2 separate regions of the Homo sapiens genome follow, and region 2 is linked to region 1. A link is a contact called in ENCODE Hi-C or POLR2A ChIA-PET data. All regions are on one chromosome and are shown on one strand. Each heading gives the region's core, a stretch centred on a gene start or an enhancer-like site at or near the end of the contact. The rest is flanking DNA. Distances are from core to core; before and after follow the strand shown. Region 1 holds the start of PLAC8 (placenta associated 8). Region 2 holds the start of ABRAXAS1 (abraxas 1, BRCA1 A complex subunit).

Region 1 (3,501 bases), core at 682-3,181:
GTCTCAAACTCCTGGGCTCAAGTGATCCTCCCGCCTTGGCCTCCCAAAGTGCTGGGATTACAGGTGTGAGTTACCACACCTGGCCATGTTGCCATCTTTTTATTGTGGAGTTTATACATAGTATTTGGAAGAAAATAGGCTATCTGGAATTCCACATGTCTCTTTTTCTTTCTCCTTCTTCAGATTTCTTTGTTTCTTTGTTTCCCCTAATATTGATTATGTGTTAGGCACTGTTTTAAATGTTTTGCATGTATTAATTTTTTGAATTTTCCCTACAATCCTGTGGGGTAGGTGCAATTATTACGCTCATTTGACAAGGAACCTGAGGCATAGAAATGTTAAGTGGCTAGCAGATGGCAGCTAGGAATTGGGACTGAAAAGGGACTCTAAGCACTTAGAGTCTGCCATAATGCCACACATTCTCACTGTACAACCTCACACAATAGCCTTGTTCTAGTGGGAAAGATTTCCCATCCGCAAAAACTTCAGAGTGAATGACAGGAAAGCTGGCCACTCTCATTTCTTAATTTTTTTTTTTTTTTAGAGACACGGTCTTGCTGTCACTCCGGCTGGAGTGTGGTGACACAACACAGCTCACTGTAACCTCAAATTCTTGGGCTCAGGCAATCCTCCTGCCTCAGCCTTCCAAGTAGCGGGGACTACAAGCCTACGGGCACTTACCACCATGTCTGGCTAATTTTTTAATTTTTTGTTTTTGTTTTTGTTTTTTTTTAGAGACAAGGTCTCACTGTGTTGGCCAGGCTTGTCTTGAACTCTGACCTTAAGCAGTCCTCCGCCTGGGCCTCCCACTGTGCCGGCCCACCCTCATTTCTGAAAGGTTTTGTTAAACAAAGTTTATGAGAGGCCATTGTTATGGACTAGCCTCCTGCTCTAGGCCCCAGAAAATCAGACCAAACCAGAATGAAGTCGCTTGTGCTAAGTGACATATAATCAAACTGAACTTTGAAATGGACCAGTTTTCCAAAAAACAGGAGATTTCAGTCAACCTCAGTCAGTGTAGTAAGGAAGTCCTCTCTGTTTTAGTCCTATAAGGAAAGTAACTTTGAAACAACCAATCTATCTTTTTTTCTCTGTTTCCGCTTTCTTCATACTCACCAGGACACTCATTCTATTTTATAGAATGATGTGTTGCTTGATTCTAGAATTGCAAATAAAAGGCAATTACATCTTCTAAACTAAATTTGTTGTAATTTTGTCTTTTGATAGTTTAAACTATGGGATCAGAAATTCAAAGACTATGAATAAAAATTTCAAAAGAAAGAAATAGTAATACCACCAATAAGAAGAATAATTAAAAAGGTACAAAGAAATTGGATGCAACATTGTAAAAAGAGCCATAGTTTGGAGCTGAGCTGACATGAGCTAAAATCCTAGGTGAGTAACTTGTTAGCTATGTGGCCTCTGAAAGTCAGCTCAAGAATCTGAGCTTGTTTCCTCACCTCTAAAATTGAAAAAATAAGGCCTAACTATCAAAGTCATTAACAAGTCATTGATAATGCTTGGCCTATTTTAATGTTCAGTATCTGTAAGTTGATACCATTAAAGGATGCTTGAGATGCCAACTACTATATAATCTGAAACAATAATGATCTTTTTTTTCCCCACAAAGATAACAAAAAACAAACACAAAAAAACAACAGTAAGCTCTGCCAGACATGTAAAACCAATCAAACTATATAATGAATTAAATCCTTTCCCCATTAAAAAGACGTATCAGTGTACCTAACACAATATAGGAAAAGAAACACACCTTATTTGGCAAGAGATATATTCATTCTCCAGATAAGAGAAACACACATTGAAACCACTTCTGCTGGATTACTCTGGCCAATAAGAGCGTCTGAAACTGTTCTATGTACTATGCCCTGCGATAGAAACACAGTTACCTCTCCCCTTTCACGTAGTTTTCATTTGTGGTGAGATTCTCTCCCAGGCCACAAGACATTTCCTGCTCGGAACCTTGTTTACTAATTGTAAGTACTTTACAAGTAAGAACTTGTTTTAAAAACTTAGCATTCAAAAAAAAAAAGCTTTCTTTAAAAGTTATTTGATTTTCTTGTTTTTTTCTTAGCATGTTATATTTTGAGTTTCAGCTAAAAGACTAAGGTTTTCTTATCTAATTGCTTTAAATTTATACATTTAGTCAAATTCAACAATTTCTTGCTAAGCATTTTGCCAAATGCCAGGCTTTTCAAAGTAGTGTAAGATCCCAGCCTTGAATCCTCATCAATTGCTGCTTTCTGCAGCAAACACATATTATACATTGTATTTAGTAACATGATCATTAATTTCACTCTTTATTTCAATATGTATGCATGTTGACTTATGCCGGTCTAATTTCTTTCTGCTTTACAAATATTCTATTTTATCCATTCAAAGTATTTAGAAACAAGATATGGAATTTTGTAGATTTAGCTAATGAATTATAAGAATTCTTGAATTCTCACTATGAAAGTAAGAAAAACAGACTAGAATTCTTCAAAATTAAATTCTGGTGCTTCATTTATATGTATAAAGAGAGATGGAGAGATTATGAAATGGAAATGTTTCAATCAAAGCAAAAAAATGAAATTTAACATCAATAAACAGTAGAAGAGAAAAATCTCAATAATATGTCTAGTATCTGGATTAATCAATATTAATAATATGTATTAATATTACTATAATTAATATCATGTATTATATTAATATTAATGTATTTTATTAAGATAGTGGGCTGTCCTCAGGAGTGAAGTGCTCATAGAAAGGAGAGACAAATACAAGATTGATTCTTAACTAATAGATAAAATTAAGGTGTTTAAAATATGAGCCAAATACTGCAAGATTTCCTGACATTGAGACCATTCCACAGAACTTCCTAAAGAAAGGTATTCTAGTCTCATTCTCCAAAGCTTGCCCACCAAGATTCCCATTTCACTACCTCCTGCCCCCATTTTTCCTGCATTTTCCAAGGTGGCCCCTGCCAACTTTTTTTTAATCACTCTCTCTGCTCCTGTGGGGTTAAAGATGGCATGGAACAAAACAGCTGTGTGGTCACACCACAACGGGCAGAACTGCTGGCCACAGATAGGAAACCTCAGGCATCTCCTTAGCCCTTACCAAATCCAGCCCAACACGTTTACACACCCTGGCACTCAATAAAATATTTGCTGAATTAAATTGGATCTGTAGTTATTAGTAACAGAAGAAAAATAAGGCCACTGGTCGTGGGTTACAAAATGTGCTCTGCAAGGCCACTGGCATTAGAATCTTGTGAAGTGCCCAGGATACTGCACAGGCCCGCACCTGAAGGGAGAGGAGCTAGTTTGGAATGTGCTCCCGGGAATGCGAGAGGGTCTAGCATGGGCTTCATCGCATGGAGGAAGGTGTACCGTTTTTCGAATTCTCACCGAAGCAGCTACGTGCTCACCAAGCCGTGTCTGTGAGAAGGGCCACGTTTTTCTAGTTCATAGGACAAAAGCCTATGGCATAAGGGCAGCA
Region 2 (3,933 bases), core at 868-3,367, 370 kb before region 1:
TTTACTCTCATCTACTATTTCTCCTTATCTCCACTCATACCCAAGCTTTTTTGGCTTCCGAAGGAGTATTTGGTTCAGCTACTGTGCTGCTCTGGGTTGCAGGAAGTAAAACTAGTGATGTGGTTCAGGACACACTACTCCAAAATATAGCACCTGAGCATTTGAGAAAATAGCAGAGCAAAGAGGTCATTTGCACCTTCCCCTCACTCCTTTTGCCCTGAAGCAGGCCATAAACCATAGAAAGAATACTCTGGCCATCTCCCTTGAGGCAGGCCATAAAACCCGGTGTCCTTCCCTGAAGTAGGTCATAAGACCATCATTTGAGAGGTACCCTCCCTTTACATAGAGAAAAGGAATATCCTTACCTCTGAAGACACCAGGACACAGAGAAGAACCTGAACAAACAGCCCATTCTAAGTTCCCCCAGTTTGTTACCATTACATCATACTCCCTTTGTGTAATCATACTCCTGCACGACTGTCCACTCTTTATCAACCCTACGACAATTGTCTTCCACCCCTTCATTGAAATTTCATTATCTACTGACTGTGGAAAGAAGACTGAAAGTCAAACATCAAATCTAGAGCCCAGAGGAACTTTGTACTAAGTTATTGACTGCTGTTTGGGCTCATCCAACTTCCACAAAGAATTCTTTGCAAGCAATCCCTCAAGCTCATCCAAAGAATCAATTGTGATCCTCAAAATTACTTACATTCCTCCATCTCCCTCTCCCTTATGAAAAAGTGTACATAAGCATCTGAACCTCATTGGATTATTGGGTAATCACTCTACTGTGATTTTCTCCAGGGCACATTAATAAATTTGTATGCCAGTCGGGAGCGCCTGTAATCCCAGCACTTTGGGAGGCCGAAGGGGGCAGATCACCCGAGGTCAGGAGTTCGAAACCAGCCTGGCCAACATGGTGAAACCTTGTCTCTAATAAAAATACAAAAAAAATAAATAAATAAGCCGGGCTTGGTGGCACGTGCCTGTAATCCCAGCTACTCAGGAGGCTGAGGCAGAAGAATCGCTTGAACCCGGGAAGTGGAGGCTGCAGTGAGCTGAGATGGTGCCACTGCACTCTGGCCTGGGTGACCAAGCGAGACTCAGTCTCAAAAAAATAAAAAATAAAATAAATTCGTATCCCTTTTCCTTCTGTTCATCTTTTCTTTTGTTAGTTCACTCCAGTGAACCTTCAGAGGGCAGAGCTTTCCCTTCACCCCTACAAAATGAAGGCAAGAAACTTAATTCTAGGGAATAAATATATAATCATTAATTATATACATATGTATTGTGTGTTACGCAGCCACAGACAACTGCTTGACAACAAAACCCACAAATGTGCCACACTAATTCAGTAGTCTGCTATTATGCTTACTTTCAGTCATTTAAGAAACATACCTTTACGTGTGTGTGTGTGTGTGTGTGTGTGTAAAATACATTTGCCAAGCCCTGGTCCACTCACCTTACCATTTACATTAAATGAACCAGCTTACTATGATTATGCCTATCATTAAACTGTCAGAACATTAAATATCCATGTATTGTTTAAATTAGGCTGAAGTTTTCTAAAAGCAAGGGAACACACACATGCACACACACAAACACACAGACACAGAACATGGCTAGAGAGTTCTAGCAAAGACAATCCCCAAATGGTTATTAGTATTCTGTAAGTTTCAGTGAGTGAAGGGTGCTAAAATGCAGCTTGAAAACCAAAACCGTGGCATATCCACTGTGGCATCGTAATGTTGCTACTCAACTCTTTTATTCTTGTAATCATTGCTTGTCTTAAAATGACCCTGTCAACCGTGTTCATTTTGATAGCTTTGCATGTTTGTGACAGGTCGCTCAGCAGGCGCAGGCCACCAAAAGCAATTCGCAGCCCTCTGCAGTGGTACCGACATGCAGCGGCCTTCCGGGAGAGGCCGGCAGCAGAAGCGAAGGAGGAGCCGAGCGCGCGGCTGGGGACCCGCCCGCGCCCGCCCTCAGCCCCCTCGCCCCGCCCCTCTGCGGAGCGCGCAGCAGCCCGTGCGCCGGCGCAGGCCCCGCCTCCTCGCTGGGCCCCGCCTCGCTGCCACCACAGGGTCTTGCCTCCGCGCGCCCCGCCCTCGTCCTCTTGTGTAGCCTGAGGCGGCGGTAGCATGGAGGGGGAGAGTACGTCGGCGGTGCTCTCGGGCTTTGTGCTCGGCGCACTCGCTTTCCAGCACCTCAACACGGACTCGGACACGGTGAGCCGAGGGACGGGGCGGGGTCCGGCGTCGCCTGGGAAGAGCCCTGCGCGCGGCCTGCCTCCCCGCTGTTGCTCCGGTCCCCGCCCGCTCCCCCGACGCCGCCGCGCCTCCTCCCTGCGGTCGCGGCTCTGCCTTCTCTCCCCCTCAGCGGTCCCTGAGGTGCCTCGTGCCCACGAAGTCTTCTCCAGCATTAGCCCTCCCTCTGCTATCCTCCGTTATTTCCCTTTTCCGACCCAAGTGTCCCACACGCTCCCATCTTTCCTCGGCGCCCCTGTAGCTGTGGAAACTTGGGCGTGAAAAGATGGAAAGTTCACGGAGCGTCTTTCCGCTGCTCTGCGGAGCCTGCGGTAAACTTTCCGTTTCTCGCGACGCCCGACAGGCGTTTGCAAAACCAGGCGGACTTTTTCATGCAGAGCAGCGTCTGTGCGTGTTTGTTGCGATGGTAGGATGGTAAGGGAATAAAAATAGATGTTGCGTCCAGTGGCAAATCTTAGTGGATGGAACAGCTTAATCTGGTATATCAGATATCTTTTTATTTGCGTTATTAAATTTGTTAAAACAGTTTTTAAAAGTACGTTGCCTATTTTCTAAAAGTTCTATGAAATTAAAGAAACGCTGTAAAACGTTGAGCTCGGAAGTAGTTAATGTCCTGTAGCACTTTCAGTAACTTGCAGAAAGAAAGTCTAAGCATCTGAAATACACTTCCCTGCTGTGTGGTACAGTTCGGAGAATACCCTGCTGAACAATGCCTAGTAATTTCTGCTAAGTTCATTTTAAGATATAACGTCTATTTTACTCAAAATTGCCTTAATATAGGTCGGGCGCGGTGGCTCACGCCTGTAATTCCAGCCCTTTGGGAAGCCGAGGCGGGTGAATCACCTGAGCCCACGAGTTCGAGACCATCGGGGACAACGTAGTGAGACCCGGTCTCTACAAAATCTAAACATTACAAAATTGCTCTTTGGCACAATCCTAATAAAGGTTGGAATTGGTATGTTTTATGTATACAATTTCAGATAACCTTACAAAGTAATACCTAATAAAGAACAAATATATGACCATTTAAAATATATGTGTAGCTGTGGAAATTATTTTGGAATACCTGTAGTGTAGATAGAGTGGGACCGTAAATCCTCGGTAGCTTAAACGATTAGCCCTTGGGAAGTACCTGAGTGCTAGGGAGGCCCCTGTTTCTCAGATCTTTTTCCTGAAGTCTTTAAAGGGTGGTTTTTCTGGCTAGTTGCACTTGCATTGCCCCCCTGCTTCCCTTCCCTGAGTTCGTCTTTTGAGTATCAAAATCAAGAACACTAGATTCTGGATATCCCCCCGCGTGATTCCAGTAAAGACTCACATTATGGAAATAATCCTTTTTTACTTTTAGGGGAAAAAAGCATTATTAATTATAAAGAATATAAAATATTTCTGTAATCACAGCACTTTGGGACGCGGAGGCAGGAGGATCATTTGAGCCCAGGAGTTCAAGACCAGCGTGGGCAACATAAGGAGACCTCATGTCTACAAAAAAATTTTAAAAATTAGCCCGGCGTGGTGGCACGTGCCTGTAGACCCAGCTACTTGGAAGGCTGAGGCAGCAGGATTGTTTGAGCCTGGGAGGTCAAAGCTGCAGTGAGTAGTGATTGCACCGCTGCACTCCAGCCTGGGTGATGACAGAGCTAGACCTCTTCTCAAAAAAAAAAAA

What was found. Hi-C counts contacts between places; a loop is a spot of excess contacts on that map. ChIA-PET counts read pairs that join two places held with the same protein, here RNA polymerase II (POLR2A). Pooled maps may share reads with other maps.
Region 2: a pooled map shows a loop between it and region 1 (10-fold over the local background). The contact joins the promoter of ABRAXAS1 here to the promoter of PLAC8 in region 1. A Hi-C loop is called at or near these places in 9 of 50 pooled maps. POLR2A ChIA-PET finds 5 or more read pairs at or near these places in 2 of 52 experiments (WTC11 and activated T-cell).

Annotation. Positions count from the first base shown.
Region 1 is chr4:83,113,159-83,116,659 of GRCh38, reverse strand. It overlaps PLAC8 (placenta associated 8), which reads left to right and starts at 1,931. Exons shown (of 5, transcript NM_016619.3): 1 at 1,931-1,994.
Region 2 is chr4:83,483,284-83,487,216 of GRCh38, reverse strand. ABRAXAS1 (abraxas 1, BRCA1 A complex subunit) reads left to right here and starts at 2,117. Exons shown (of 9, transcript NM_139076.3): 1 at 2,117-2,231. The coding sequence starts at 2,145. RefSeq lists a silencer at 1,902-2,391.